Regions from separate parts of the Homo sapiens genome. Here region 2 is linked to region 1. Evidence: read pairs that join two places in POLR2A ChIA-PET (ENCODE). Cell type or tissue: PC-9. All regions are shown on one strand. Each heading gives the region's core, and the rest is flanking DNA. Links, peaks and the distances in the headings are about the cores only.

Region 1 (8,288 bases), core at 1,325-6,324:
CCCCATGCTGTTCTCGTGATAGTGAGTTTTATAAGGGCTCTTTCCCCTTTGCTTGGCACTTCTCTTTCCTGCTGCCTTGTGAAGAAGGCGCCTTGCTTCACCTTCGCTTTCCACCATGACTGTAAGTTTCCTGAAACCTCCCCAGCCATGCTGAACTGTGAGTCAATTAAACCTCTTTCCTTTATAAATTACCCAGTCTCAGGCAGTTCTTTACAGCAGTGTGGAAACAGACTAATACATTGTGTTAGGCCATTTTAGCATTGCTGTAAAGAAATACCTGAGGCTGGGTAATTTATAAAGAAAAAAGGTTTAATTGGTTCATGGTTCTTCAGGCTGTACAAGTAATCATAGTACCAATATCTGCCCAGAAAGCTTATAATCATGATGAAGGGTGAAGCAGGTGCAGGCTCATCACAGGGCGAGAGTGGGAACAAGAGAGCAAGGGGAAGGTCTCAGACTCTTTTAAACAACAGAATCTCATATAAACTAACAGCAAGAGCTCACTTTTACCAAGGGGATGGTGCCAAGCCATTCATGAGGGATCTGCCCCCATGATCTAGTCACCTTCAACCAGGCCCCAGCTCCAACTTTGGGAATCACATTTCAAAATGAAATTTCGTGTGGATAAACATCCAAACCATATCACATAGAATCTTGTACCTATACAAGACATGCAATGATTTGTTTAGAAGTCCATTTTTTCCGGTTAGACTATAAGCTTCTCTAGGACAGGGATCACATCTTTCTTCCTCTTTTAATTGTGAGAGACGCTTCATTCATATTTTGTAAATAAATAAAATTTGAGAGAGATTTGATCAGAGGGAAGAGAGTCTAAAGCCAATCTATAATAATAAAGTTATGTATTTAAAAGAAGTACTATGTTTCAGAGTAATTTTGAAGGAGTTTTCCCTGAAGGAAATGTACTCCCTTGCCCCACAAACCCAATCTTTTTAGGGAGCCTGTATTCTCAGTTATCCAGCTTCTCTCCTGTGATGTTCATATCTCTATTTCCATTTCCATTGGCCTTTCTCTTTTTTTTCTGACCTAGTTTCTTTCTCATGGGGGAAAATGACAACCAAAATTCTTTTCAATTACCCAATTACACTTTCACCTTCCATTTTGTTCCCTTCCTTCTTTTAACTGCTAACCTTCTCAAATGAGTGATCTGTTCAATATGTTCACATTTATACCCTCACCACACCATCAAGACTAGTTATGTCAACATTAAAGCACTTCTGAAAACTCAAAAGTCACTTCTCAGTTTCTCATCTTCTTTAAGTTCCCAATGTTTTAAAACATTTTCATAAAGCAAACGATCCTTTTATGAGGTGAAAAAGCACATGATAATTTATCTGTTTCCTGTAGTTGTTCAGAAGAAAAACAGGTTTCCAGGTTGGGGTACTGCCAAGGAAGACGGCCTGAACCTCTTAGAGTGGAGTTCGGGTTTGGGGTTTGACCCCCTTGACCCTCACCAGACAACATATTGCTGTTCCAGAGCTGACTCAACTTATAAGAGACCCAGCATAAAAAACAAAATGCTGAGTTATTGACATTATCATTGACATTATTATCACATTACTGAGAAGCCAAATACTATTCATGGAAGCCAAAGAATCTGAAGGTTGCTTGGTCACAACAGAATCAGGATAATGAGAGTTATCTACATAATTTGAATTTTTAAATAATACTAAGACCATCATAGCCTGACCTATTTCTTTTCCTCATTTACCTCCACAGAATTGGAATGTGAAATAACTTTTTTTTTTTTTTGAGACAGAGTCTTCCTCTGTGGCCCAGGCTGGAGGGCACTGGTTCAATCTCGGCTCACTGCAACCTCCATCTCCCAGGTTCAAGTGATTCTCGTGCCTCAACCTCCCAAGCAGCTGGGATTACAGGTGTGCACCACCATACCTAATTTTTGTATTTTTAGTAGAGACGTGGTTTCACCATGCTGGCCAGGCTGGTCTCTAATTCCTGGCCTCAAGTGATCTGCCCACCTCAGCCTCCCAAAGTACCAGATTACAGGCATGAGCCACCATGCCCGGCCTGCCAATATGTTCTAATTCTGCTCTTTCTGTGCTTCCTGACTAACCTCTCTTCTTATTTATATCATATTTTAATCAGGTTATAATTAAGGCTTGCTGTCTTGGATCTGTATCTCTACAATGATCCATTATTTACTTATTGTACAAATAAACTTTCAGAGCTTAGTCTTAATTGTAAGTAATTGGAGAATGTCTCACTGTCATCTATATGTCCATCTATGATTTACAAATATGGATTTCTACATATTATGCCATATTTCTTTAAGCAAGACATACTTGGTTAAATCACCTTGATCACCTACACACATATTTAGCTGAAAAATGAGTCTTTATGATCTTTCTAGACCAGTGATCTGTTGGCTGTTTCATTGTTCAGGATTTCCAAAAGGATATCTCCCAGATCGTGAAAGTAGTTCCAAGTTAGGTTCCAAATATTTGAGCAATGGCAAGATTATTGGGACAATAATAGTAGAAAATGACTTTATTATTGGTATGCAATATAAAAATCACAGTCATAAACATGTGTTCTATTGAAGAGAAACTATTGAACTAAGTATGACTGGCTAACTTCAAGTTTCATTAATATTTATTTACTATTTGTTCACTTACTTGGTCATCAATTAGCACTTGCTGCAAGACAAGTAGTAGTAGAAGCCGAAGGTTTAAGAAACATTTGTTGGAGGATAATTTAAAATTGAGAAATTCAGTTCATAAATTCCTTCCCCATGAATTGGGAAATGACTGCCATTATTTGGTTAGAATGAGATGATACCAGTGCTGGAGCATAATTTGAGAATTGCTATATAGGGGGAGTCGCTGAATATTTCTGATGCTATGAACAACAATTTTATTATTTCTCTATTATAAATGTAAAATGAGAGTAGAGAAGCAAGATTTTTTTTATAGTATTTGCTTTGTAAAACTTGGAAGAAAGAAATCTCTTGGTTTAGATTTTTAAATCCTGTATGACACCCATTTCTAGAGAGAAACCAGTAGATTTTTAAAAGTCCTTAACAATATTGTTCCAAATAAATGTATTTGTAATATGAAAAATATGACCAAAAATGACTAGAATGTGGTTGAGTAACATAGTTTGTGCTTCATCATTGCTTGCTAGTTGGAGGAGTCACAAATTCTGTAGATGCTCTAGTGCAAGTTGTTCTCAAACATTAACTTACTTCAAAATCACCTGGACAACTTGTTAAGTTAGATTGCTGAACTCCGCCCCCCAGAGTATCTGATTCTGCAGGTTTGGGGCGGGGCCCAAATATTCATTTCTAACGAGAAGCAGATGCTGCAAGTACACTTTTAAAGCCACTGCTGTATGCTCTGGGCTAGCTGCAATTTAACAAGCCTCTGGTTATCTCTGTCCTATTCCTCATAGTGTGGCAACAAAACTTTATCACCTCATACAGGATTTACCCTGTCATCCTCACTTTTTCAGCAAAATAGTTGCTTTCATACATTACTGAAAAAACTGGGATCATTAGGTATGGTCTGCTTCAAGTTCTCATTTCTTTTTTCCAATCTGCCTCTTTTCTAATTTAAGACTCATCTCACTTTCTGGGCTCTTTTCTAGGGTCTAATTCTATCTTTGCATCCAGTGATTTCGTCATTAGCCTTCGTCTATCCCAAGTGTTCAAACCTTCCCTCCTTACCAGCTTCTTCTCGAAAGCCTGTAAATAACCTCAAGTCTTTTGATCTTGAACATCTATATCATGGCCCTGAATATTTCTCCAGCTACTCTTTCTCTTTCACAGGCCAATTTCTTGGGAAGAATAAGGAACTTATAGGACTTTCCAAGTCACTATAACCAAGCTTCTATTCCTACCACTCTATTGAAGCTGTTTTGCCAACGATTACCTTCAACTGGCTAAGTCCAATTAATCCTGATTCTCGTTTTAGCATCATTAATATGCCTCTCTGAAACTCTGCTCTCCTGGTTTCTGTGACACCACTAAGCACCCTCTCAACGTTCCTTGTTGACTCTTCCTCTCCTCCTCCCATTGACTGTGTTTAAGGTAACTGTATAAAATCCCAGTGGCTATAACCAGTAGCACAACTGGAATATTCAGGCAGAATGGTGCGGATAGAAGCTAGAATACAGTCTGGAGATCAGGAGAGTATGTGGACATTTAGATCTGGGAACTAGAAGCATTGAATGTGGATATTTAGGATTTGATGTTTGACTCACTTCTCATTGTTTTATGCACTGTCTCGGGCATTTCATTGTCTCCTTTGGCTTCCGCTGTGCCCACACAGATTCTTGCGAGAATGTTTCTAGGCCGAATCTAGGAACAGGGCTGTGTGTCGCATGTGAGTTATGTGTGTGGAATGATGAGTGCTGTGTGCTTCTGGTTCCTAAACCTAAATGTGCAGCCACTCTCTTGAACTACATAATTTATTCTAGCTTCTATCTTGACTATTTTGCCTGAATATTCCAGTTTGCTACTTGTCATAGCCACTGAGATTTTGTACAGTCACCTCAAACATATGTCCAAAACTGCCATTTTAGTATGCCTTGTCTTGATAAATGGTACTACCATCCACTCAGTAAGTCAAGAAACCTTGGAATGATACTTGAGTTCCTTCTTTGCCTTACTTCTATCCTCATGTCTTACGAGTACCCAAGTTATATAAAATTCTACTTCTTTAGCATTTCTCCTGCCATCTTCTATTGTTTCCTACTCCATTGACTTAACTCTAGCCCGTATCACCTCTTCCTGAACTGTTAGCTCCTTCCAGTTTTTCACCCTTCCAACCTGTCTTACACATTACTGTCAACTAAAAAGCAAACTATGTCATTGCATTAAAAAAAATTATTCCAAGGCTCACCATCTTTTATTAGATAAAGCCCAAACTTAATGCCCAAGACTTTATTTGATCTGGCTCCTGTCAAATTTCTAGCTTTCTTTCTCATACCCTATGATCTCATCATGCTGGACAACTGGCAGTTTCCTCCAACACACTGACTTTGCTAATACGGCTCCCTCTGCCTAAATTATCCTTCCTCATTTTGTTAAACCATCATTTACTCTTCAAGGCTGAGTGATGCGTCATCTTCTCAACAGTAACGACAATAATGACAAAAAAACCCAACATTTATTAAGAGCTTATCATGTGCAAGGCACTTTGCATACATTTCCATGTAATCCTCATCACAAGACCTTGAAGACAACTGAGGTTCAGAGAAGTTATCTTCCTTGACATCTTTCTCTGCTCCAGTCAACACTTAGTGGCCTCAAATGACTACTCCCTAATTGTGTCTCTGCTACAATCTATACATATGGAGGTAAGATAATTTATATCAGAGCATAGTTTTGAAGGAAATGATCTCCAATTTCTTTGAGAAAATGCACTAATAGGACGGGCGCAGTGGCTCATGCTTGTAATCCCAGCACTTTGGGAGGCCGAGGTGGGCAGATCACCTGAGGTCGGCAGTTTGAGACCAGCCTGACCAATATGGAGAAACCCCATCTCTACTAAAAATACAAAATTAGCCAGGCGTGGTGGCATATGCCTATAATCCCAGCTACTAGGGAGGCTGAGGCAAGAGAATCGCTTGAACCTGGGAGGCGGAGGTTGCAGTGAGCCGAGATTGTTCCATTGCACTCCAGCCTGGGCAAAAAGAGTGAAACTCCGTCTCAAAAAAAAAAAAAAAAGCACTAATAAGCTGCTGGGTGGGCAGTAAGCCCTCAAAGACTGGAGCCTGCTGGAATCTAAGAAAAGAAAAAACTACTTAATATTAAAAACAAATAAGAATTTGTGGGTGAGGAAGAGCAGAGGACTGAGTAGAAAGAAGAAAAAGGGGCACTGTGGAGAAGCACGATATTGTGGCAGGAGTGCTTTTTCACCAAGGCTGGAGTGCAGTGGTGCGATCTTCGCTCAACACAACCTCCACCTCCCAGCTTCAAGAGATTCTCCTGCTTCAGTCTACTGAGTAGCTGGGATTACAGGCATGCACAACCATGCCCAGCTGATTTCTGTATTTTTAGTACAGACGGGGTTTCACCATATTGACTAGGCTGGTCTTGAACACCTGACCTCAAGCGATCCACCCACCTTGGCCTCCCAAAGTGCTGGGATTATAGGTTTGAGCCACCACACCTGGCCTGCTTTTAAGAATAGAAATTTACAGTACTTTTAAGTTGTGTTTCTGTGATGTTGTGATGTTAACTCCCTTTCATCATTTCACAACCTTAGTAAATCTGCTGTGCCCACACAGAGCTTTGTGAAAATGCTTTTGGGTGAAACCTAGGAACAGGGATAAGTTCCACATCTGAGTGGATGTTTGTGGAATAAGGACAGATGGCAGCTCATCCATGAACCTCACTAGTTTACCGTAAGGGGAAGTTCAGAGCCAAAGCGGTTCAGTGAGAACATCAGCTCCCCAGAAATAAGAAAAAAACTTGGGTTGGGCATTGGACTTGCAAATGAGGTGGAATGGAGGTTCAAACCAATCCTAACCGAGAGGTTAAAACCCAGGGAGATCTCAGCTGACACCCAGGTTACATATTATCATAGTACCTTTGCTCTTCCTTGTTTATATACCTTTGTCTCTCCTAAATTCACCAGTAAGAAGTCTTTTTGAGAGCAGAGACTCTGTTATTCATCTTATATTCCCAATGTCTAACAATGACAAATAGTGTACTTACTACGTCCTCAGTAAATGTCTGTTAAAAGAATAATTGTCAAATTTACATAAGTTTACTGAATTAAGAAAAAATAGGCTGGGCATAGTGGCTCATGCCTGTAGTCCCAGCAGTTTGGATGCTGAGGCAGGAAGATGACGTGAGGCCAGGGGTTTGAGATCAGCTTGGGCAACATAGTGAGACCCCATCTCCATAAAATTTTTTTAAAAAATTAACAGGGTATGGTGGTGTGCATCTGTAGCATCAGGTGGGAGGACTGCTTGAGCCCCGAAGTTTGAAGTTACAGTGAGCTATGATTGTGCCACTGCACTCCAGTCTGGGAGATAGAGTGAGACCCGGTCTTTAAAAAAAAAAAAAAAAAAAAAAAAAAAAGACACCCTAATGTCTAATACTTGAGATAAGATTTTGTGTTTAATAGTACTATGTCTAACACATTAAAAATATAAACATTATAAAATTACTCAATAACTAATTATAATAAAAACTAGAAAACTGGCCAGGCACAGTGGCTCACACCTGTAATCCCAGCACTTTGGGAGGCCAAGGTGGGAGGATCACTTGAGGCCAGGAGTTCAAGACCAGCCTTGCCAACATAACAAAATGCTGTCTCTACAAAAAATACAAAAATTAGCTGGGCGTGGTGGTGCATGCCCGTAGTCCCAGCTACTCAGGAGGCTGAGACATAAGAATAGCTTGAACACCGGAGGTAGAGGTTGCAGTGAGCTGAGATCATGCCACTGCACTCAGCCCAGGCAATGGAGTGAAACTCTGTCTAAAAAACAAAGAAACAAACAAACAAACAAAAAAAACCCCAACCACTCCCCCCACCCCTGGAAAACAATAATAACTACAAATTATTAAATATTTTCAATGTGTCAGGAACTTCCCATTTAAATCTGATATCAACCTTCCTACATTAAGTATTCCTATCCTTATTTTACAGTGGAGGACACTTATTTTCAGTTGAATAACTTGCCCAGCATTATGGCTAAAGTGACACCAAAGCCTTTATTTTTTACACTATACCTGACTGAGTTAAAGAAATGGTTTTAAACATATTCTGGAAAGAGGAAAATACAGCTTATGCTGCATCTGTAAAAAGCTAAAAATAAAAACAAAGTAACCTGGTGAAACCTGTTGGTACAGTTCCCTGATTACTATTAACAAATGATCTGAGCATTACTTAGTCAAAATAGGTTTGTTGCATCCACCTTCAGAATGTGAAGTAGGAATAACAGGTTGCCTTAGCCACACTGTAGTTTATTTTATATGACACCAAATAACTTTTGGTCCTGTTTCCACATGTAATAGAAAAAGAAGGCAGTTATTTGAATAATTTACTGAAATAGATTCAGTTTCAATGAAAATACTTTGGAGAACTGGATGTTTCTGTATACTCGTCTTAACTTTATTCTCTACTTTCATGGATTAATAGACCAAAAAATATTTTTCTTTTTCTTTTTTTTTAAACAAGGGGATGTTTAGCTTTTCTCAAACTTTCTTAAAGGTATTCCTTGACATATATTAGATAGGTCTAAATGGAACTTTATTACATGAGCAAGATTAGAAATTAATTTAATTATTATAGAAT
Region 2 (8,288 bases), core at 2,233-7,232, 480 kb after region 1:
AAGAACTTTGCTGTCAATTTTAAGCCTCTGAGGATTATCTTTTAACTTCACTGATAAAACTCTTTAATCATTTTGCAAAAGTGGCTTTTAGGTGACTAGGTAATATGTATAAAACATTTAATCTTCATGGTTACTTTTATCACAGAAGTCCATTCTGTCTACCTATTTGTTCCTGACAGCAATTTTTTAAAAAAATGTATTCAAAGGAGCAATGCCTAACTATTAGGTTCTGGATAGAATATTATTATAATAGAATATTATTCTTTGTAATGGTACTTGATGAAGGCAGATTTTACTCATGTGACTATTTTATGAGCTATTAAATGGAAAATATTTAATGAGGACTCAAGTTGATAGTTGATAAACATTTGTTATGAAAATCACAAGTTACACATGAAACTATATGATAGGGGTGGCACTGAATCATCACTATCCATTTAGGAAGCTTTTGTCTGAAAAATTTTAGATACCAAAAATAACCACTTGGAAAACAAAATTTGAAGAACCCCAAGTAGCAGAATAATATGGACAGTAAGACGCATCTATTTGTTAGATGAATGTGTGTTCTCATAGACACAACCTAATTTTTCTGATAAAAGTGCTTTTGTTAGTGGGATGCTTTTGTAGAGTTGCAGACACATTTTTATTATACATTTTTATGTGTAGTCATCAATTAAGAAAAGAGTCTAGACGTCTTGTTTTCAAATTTGGAAGTTATGTTCTCTTCTTGGATAACAAATTCACATGCAGCCATGAAATTCATCAGGTTCCCATGCAGACTGTAGTTGTCTACATTCTTAATGAGGAGCCCTTCTCTCATCCTGTTAAGAAATTCCCAACATAAAATATTTTGTGCTATATGGCTAAATAAAAAAGCTAGACAGCTGCAAGTTGAAGATGGGGCTTCACATGTTTCCTGACTGGAGGAGAATTCATCTTTTTTTGTTTTAATTATGCCAAATAAAAGCCAATGATAAACACAGGCATGCTGTGACTCTGCTTTCCTTGGGAAAAAGAGAAGAATTCTCAGCATTGTAGCAAAGAAAAAATAATGCAAAGAAATGTGTCCTAATGTAGACTGTCAACTGGAAGGATGATGATTCTACTCCATTATGCAGATAGAGATGAGCCTTGGGAAGAAAGGGAGAAGAAATCCCCTCTCCCATCTACAATCAGGAAATGCAATTCTCTGAAGCCTCTTTTTCCTGAGGGGTAAGCTTTGGTTTGCCTCTTCTTACTGGCCAGGGAAATCAGTTTTTCTGATGAACAAAGAAGAATGAGAGTCAAGTATTTCACACATTTTCTTGGGAAGAAGGCATTTTCCAATCAATGAATCGACAATAATTTTGAATTCCTAGTGTATTATCAGTGCAATATTAGACACTGGAGAAGAGAGAAGGGGAAGAAACTGAACATCTATGGTGCCTCCTCACCTAGCACAGTAACTGCCACATTCAGAGCCAGTGTTCATTTCCTTCTGTATCAACTATCAACAGCTGAGAACAAAAAGAGACTTTACATTTAATTGTAAGGAGGGCAACAGTAACTCATTCTGTAGATAAGTGTTAAACTTCACATCATTGGTTCTAGGTGCTTTAGGAATCCAGAGGTAAAGGGAACAACAACTGGAATAATCAAGAATCTCTGCCAGTGATTCTTGTGGGGCAGCACTACTGCTCTCAGACCAGGCAGAAGGACTCCTGCCCCAGGTCCCACAGTGTAGAGAGTATCTCCTATCACAAACATTGTTCAGGTTCCACTTCTCCACATCTCTTACAATGTGCCCTGAATAAGAGGCAACTGATGATGAATGGGGATGCAAAACATAGTATATACATACAATGAAATATTATTCAGCCATAAAAAGGAGTGAGGTTCTGATACGTGCTATAACATGGATAAACCTTGAAAATATTATGCTAAGTGAAATAAGCCAGACACAAAAGGACAAATACTGTATGATCCCACTTACTGGAAATATCTAGAATGAGCAAATTCACACAGGCAGAAAGTAGATTAGAAGCTACAGCAGTGGGGGAAGAGGAGGAATTATTGCTTAATGGGCACAGAACTTCTGTTCGGGATGATGAAAAAGTAGATGATGATGCTTGTACAATATTATTAATGTAATTAATGCCACTGACTTGTACACTTAAAAATTGTTAAAATGACAAATTTTGTTATATATATTTTATCACCCCCTGCCTCCAAAGGAAACTGCTGCTGAATTCCATGAAGTTCTGTGGATTGTGCTGCCATGACTTCGTAGACAGACACTGCTTAAGTAAGAGCAAGGGGAAGATTTGAGCTGCAGAGCTTTTATTTAAGAGGGAAAGGAAATTAACTCATCAAAGCCTTTCTCTGGGTATGAATGCAATAGTTTCTGGCATAAGGAAGCATTGTTTCCTAGTGGTGCCAAGCATCAGTTTTCTTGCCTCTCTCCATGTTCTAATTCAAGGTTCCAAATATGCTCACAAATTAACACAGTATCCACAGCAGTTGCAAATGTTAGCTGAAAAACAGTAACAATTCGTATTACCCTTACACTGGTACATATTTAGGCCTAGATGTAAAGTGCATGAACTGTAATAGTCATTCCTTATATTGGCAACTATATGGATAGTAGACATTAGAATTGTGAATACCTTCTTTAAAATAGAAATATTTAATGAGTCCATTAAATTTTCAAAAAATTATAATAAAAATTGCAGCTTTATTTTAAAAATTTAAAATCATCTGAAGGGCAAGACCATCATGATGGTACTAATACAGCTGACAAAAGAAAAGGTATACATGCCAGAATTTTGGCATAAATTCCAGAAGTATTTTTTATGCCGTAAGTAATGCATCGTCTTTTGAATGTATTGCTAGGAGTTGTGTCAATAACAGTGACATTCTTTGGAACAATTTGGAAGATAGTTATGATATTTTCTGAATCTGCCCAAAGGAAAAAACATCCTAATTAAATATATACCAAATTTGACCTTGCAACCACTGTCAAACATGTGGTGGGAATGCTGACTAAAAAATTTAAGTGATTAATTCTAAGACAAAAGAAGATGCACTAAAAGAGAACAACAGAAGATTCTCAAAGCCTTTTTGGAGGAAAATGAAATCAATTTTGAATTGTGCTATCAATAGTTACTTGATATGGATAATAATGTTAGCAAAAGCTTACCAATAGTGTTAGCAATAGCTTTAAAAAAAAACTCATCAAAAACAATTATATCTAAGTTAGACTATTTCATTTATAAAAGAAGCTACTTTTTTTTTTTTTTTTTTTTTTTTTTGAGATGGAGTCTCACTCTGTTGCCCAGGCTGGAGTGCGGTGGCATGATCTCGGCTCATTGCAACCTCTGCCTCCCAGGTTCAAATGGTTCTCCTGCCTAAGCCTCCCGAGTGGCTGGGAGTATAGGCACCTGCCATCATACCTGGCTAATTTTTGTATTTTTTAGTGAAGATGGGGTTTCACCATGTTGGCCAGACTGGTCTTGAACTCCTGACCTCGAGTGATCCACCCTCCTCGGCCTCATAAAGTGCTGGGGTTACAGGCGTGAGCCACCATGCCTGGCCCCCTTTTTTTTTTTTAATTTGAAAGAAAATACATTTTCTAAATCAAAGAGAAATTAGAAAAAGGAAATGAAAATATTTGCCTAATTATGAAGAAGATTCACAATCTTAATTTCTTTAGATAATATTTTCTGGTCATGGTAGATAAAGGCATATTATTCAGAGAAAAGTATTTCAGTGACTGTCTTATCATTTTGGGGTTTATTTTGTTGTTATTTCTGGAAAAGTTACTTAAATCCCATGAAGTAAGTAAGGGGATGTGCATTGTTTGAAAAAGTTTTAATTTTGTCATTTAATTGGAAAATGAGAACAATGGTTATTAATTCTGAAATAAAAATGAAAGGAATATAGTAAACAATTTTCTCCACCAGCAAGATACGCAGTAGAGAAACCTTGGGAGAAGATAAGAGACTGGGAATGAAGGCATGACATGTAAGGATCTGGAGCTAATGGGAAATGTTGGGAAACATGGAAGGTCAGGTTTCAGTGACACCTTGCCAGCCTGAAGGTCCAAGGTGTAGGGGAAAAGAGAGAAGGAGAAGATAGGGGAAGGGAGGTTCTACAGACAGGTAGAGAGTTGAGCATGATTACAGGACTCAGAAGACAGTGGGGAAATAGGCCCAACTGGAGCAAGGGAAGTGGGTTCATGAGCAGAGGGAACTGCAGCCCAGAAATCCCAGTAGCAATTTTCTTCTTCCTCTGAAACACTTTAAGACTTTTGGTATGTATTGTCCAAATACTTTCCAAAAGCGCTATGCTACTTTACCCTCCCACCAGCAATTCGTGAGAGTTCTCATTTCACTGTATTCATGCCAGTATTATTGTGTTTTAAACTTCATTTAAAGTTTGAAAATTTGATAGCCTGCCAACATTTCTAAAATGGTAGCATTCCCTATTTTGAAAATGTTTCCTGAAGACTTGTAATGCCCTCAGCCTTTGGTATAATGGGAAGAGCCCTGGGCCTGAGCTAGGTGTCAGAGCCCTTACCTACAGGCCTTGAGGACAAGTCCATGCGCCTCTCTCCATCTGTAATGTGAGAGTCAAAAAACAGGCCCCTGCATGGTGCCATAGTGGTTGAAAAGGTTAAAGGAGATAATAAAAGTGAACAGTCTTCGTACATAGGAAAATTCTAGATAACTATAAAATTCAAGATAATTGTTATATATTAGTATGCTACATGGTTAAGACTTAATCTGAGCATTTTATAGGATAAGTGTGAGCTTAAAGATGTAGCACTTCTGATCCCAATTTTTAAAAATCAAAATCAGAGGTTGGGGAAAGGACTAAATAGGTGATCCAGAATTTCATATAGAAAATGAAATATATAAGAAGAGCCAGGAAATTTCTTGAAAAGTATAATTAGGGAGGGAGTTATTAATTAACTAGGCCCAATATCAAAACATTACAAAGCTACAGTAATTCAATTTGATGTTAATACATAAATAGATAAATTGAGCAGCCTAGAAAGATCAGAAATACACCCAAATATGGATAGCAAGTTTAGCATATGATATAGAAAAAATTCCCAAAATATGTTAGTAACCACACACACACACACACACACACACACACGCACACACACACACACACCTCTTAGGTATAGAGCAGCAGAAAGATACATAGTGTTATTTATATTAAGGGGGTAATTAAAGATATATTTTTATAGCTATATGTGTATACATATATATGCTAGTATATACATAGAATTATCTGGAAGGACACATGAAAATCATAAAAGTAGTTGTTGCTGAGGAGATAGATGAAAGCTTATTATTTAATATTTCCCTATGCTATAATTTAGAGTTTCTAAACCAATTTTCCACTATTACCTATTTATTAAAATTTTAGAGACAATATTAGCTCAGAGTAAGGCTGAACCAGTGAGTACTTCTATAAACCAAATATTTCAATATTTTTTTTTTAGTTTGTACTCAGATATTTTAGTGGCCTACATGTCTGATATGTCAGGAATTATATATACCTACCTTTCCACAGTTCTTTGCATAGTGCTAGGCACAAAGTTGGCTTGCAGTGAAGACTTTCTGGGGTGTAAAGGTGACTTTCCTTTACACATGGAATGGGTCTAATTTACGAAGCTAGATTGCGTAGTTGGCAGTTCTCTTAAATACTTTCCCCATAGTACCAGTGTGAAATAGCAAATTTTTGGCAGCCAGGCAAGTTCCATGAATTCATGCGTAGTATGTCTTTTCTGTTTAGAATTGAGATTCAGTGCCCAGTGTCTAGCTTTTAAAAATGGTATTTCTGGCCAGACACGGTGGCTTATGCCTGTAATCCCAACACTTTGGGAGTCCTAGGTGGGCGGATCACGAGGTCAGGAGATCGAGACCATCCTGGCTAACACGGTAAAACCCCGTCTCTACTAAAATTACAAAAAATTAGCTGGGCATGGTGGTGGGCGCCTGTAGTCCCAGCTACTTGGGAGGCTGAGGCAGGAGAATGATGTGAACCCAGGAGGCAGAGCTTGCAGTGAGCTCAGATAGCTCCACTGCACTCCAGCCTGAGTGACAGAGCGAGACTCCATCTCAAAAAAAAAAAAAAAGAAAAGAAAAAAAAGTTATTTCTAAAAATCTTGCTACATTTTTGCACTGGTTAAAATTAAATTCTTTGGACACATGGGGAGTTGTTAAAATTTTTTCCTTGAGAAGGTCAATGAAATGGATTTCAGCAGTTTTGGTTATTTCTTGCTACTCTTTCAAGTTCTCCTGGCTCTTTGGTCCTCCACAGTTCCTTACTTTACCATAGTCAGAGCCACATCATCAAAACTTATCTTCAGAAAGTAACTAAGCAAGTTTTGTTTTTCTTTTTCTTTAACTTAACATTGAGGAAAATATAGATAAACATTCATTACTAATATTTTTAGCAAATCAGAAATTTTGAAAGCCTGTGAGGTCAGCATCTCACAAAATGGAGACAGCCATGTTGTGTACAAGATGAAAAATATCACCTTCCAAAACAATAATGCCTGTAACAACCGCATACAAATTAGAGTATAATAATTTTACTGTTTTCCTTTTTTGAGACAGAGTCTCACTGTGTTGCCCAGGCTGGAGTGCAGTGGCATGATCTGGGCTCACTGCAACCTCTGCCTCCCAGGTTCAAGCAACTCTCCTGCCTCAGCCTCCCAAGTAGCTGGGATTACAGTTGTGTACCACCATGCCTGGTTAACTTTTTGTATTTTTAGTAGAGATAGGGTCTCACCATGTTGGCCAGCCTAGTCTTGAACTCCCCACCTCAGGTGATCCGCCCGTCTCAGCCTCCCAAAGTGTCGGGATTACAGGCATGAGTTACCATGCCCGGCCACTGCTTTTATTTTATAGGTAAGAAAACTGAGACATTACATAAAAAATGAAATCCATTGTACAATGCTAATACAGTCAAATATCGTGAAATAGATTTGGTGGCTTAACCATCATTTCCCACCTTTAAACAATAAACATTATTCCCCCGTAAAGGAGGTGAAAAATTACTCAGATTAAATATAGTGAAAATAAACATCATTAATTAAATACCACTGTCTAATCTCTGCATTCATTTACACTCTGGAGTAAAAAACATAATGGTTTTTGTTATGGCTTCATATTTCTTTAAAATAACAAATAGTTTTCTAATTTGAGAAACATAACTAGTGTCATTTGGTTTTTAAAAGAATTGTATCTTAATCATCAAGGTAATGACACAGCAAGAAAACAATGACGTTAATCACTTGAAGGTTGTGTCCGTCTACATTCCACATCTAATCAGACACCCTTAAATTCCAGCAGAAAGTCTATGAAATTCATGGGTCAACCTCCAAAGTACATCAGGAAAAGTACTAATGCATTTGAGAGTAAAAACAACAATGGCCAAGAGCAGGAGAACATCTTATTTAAACTTTTGAGATAATAAAACAATACAGACTGGGAACCCTTGTGAATTTTTTTTGTTTGTTTTTTGAGACGGAGTCTCACTCTGTTGCCCAGGTTGGAGTGCAGTGGCGCAGTCTCGGCTCACTGCAACCTCTGCCTCCCAGGTTTAAGCGATTCTCCTGCCTCAGCCTCCCAAGTAACTGGGATTATAGGGGCCCACCACCATGCCTGGCTAATTTTTTGTATTTTTATTAGAGACGGGTTTCACAATGTTGGCCAGGCTGGTCTCAAACTCCTGACCTCGTGATCCGCCCAACTCGGCCTCCCAAAGCGCTGCGATTACAGGCATGAGCCACCGCGCCCAGCCACTGCTTTTGTTTTATAGGTAAGAAAACTGAGATATTACATGAAAAATGAAATCCATTGTACAATGCATAATACAGTCAAATATCGTGAAATAGATTTGGTGGCTTAGCCATCATTTCCCACCTTTAAACAATAAACATTGTTCCTCTGTAAAGGAGGTGAAAAATTACTCATATTAAATATACTGAAGATAAACATCATTAATTAAATACTACTATCTAATCTCTTTGCATTCATTAACACTCGAGTAAAAAGCATAATGGCTTTTGTTATGGCTTTATATTTCTTCAAAATAACTAAAATAGTTTTATTATACTTTAGGTTTTAGGGTACATGTGCACAATGTGCAGGTTAGTTACATATGTATACATGTGCCATTTGATGTGCTGCAACCATTAACTCATCATTTAACATTAGGTATATCTCCTAATGCTATCCCTCCCCATCCCCCCACCGCACAACAGGCCCCGGTGTGTGATGTTCCCC

The links. Peaks named below come from ENCODE experiments on the same cell type or tissue, not always from the same donor. Only the 100,000 strongest peaks of a DNase experiment are listed, where the experiment ranks them.
Region 2: POLR2A ChIA-PET joins it to region 1 with 7 read pairs; 2 of 35 experiments call an interaction of 5 or more read pairs at or near these places.

What each region holds. Positions count from the first base shown.
Region 1 is chr6:45,383,488-45,391,775 of GRCh38, reverse strand. All of the region lies in intron 2 of RUNX2 (RUNX family transcription factor 2), which reads right to left. Among named protein-coding and RNA genes, the nearest start is that of SUPT3H, 9.7 kb to the right of the region's middle. In PC-9, for the core only: no CTCF peak of the experiment used is centred there; a DNase peak (open chromatin) is centred at 3,205.
Region 2 is chr6:44,905,997-44,914,284 of GRCh38, reverse strand. All of the region lies in intron 10 of SUPT3H (SPT3 homolog, SAGA and STAGA complex component), which reads left to right. Among named protein-coding and RNA genes, the nearest start is that of MIR586, 290 kb to the left of the region's middle. In PC-9, for the core only: no CTCF peak of the experiment used is centred there; no DNase peak of the experiment used is centred there.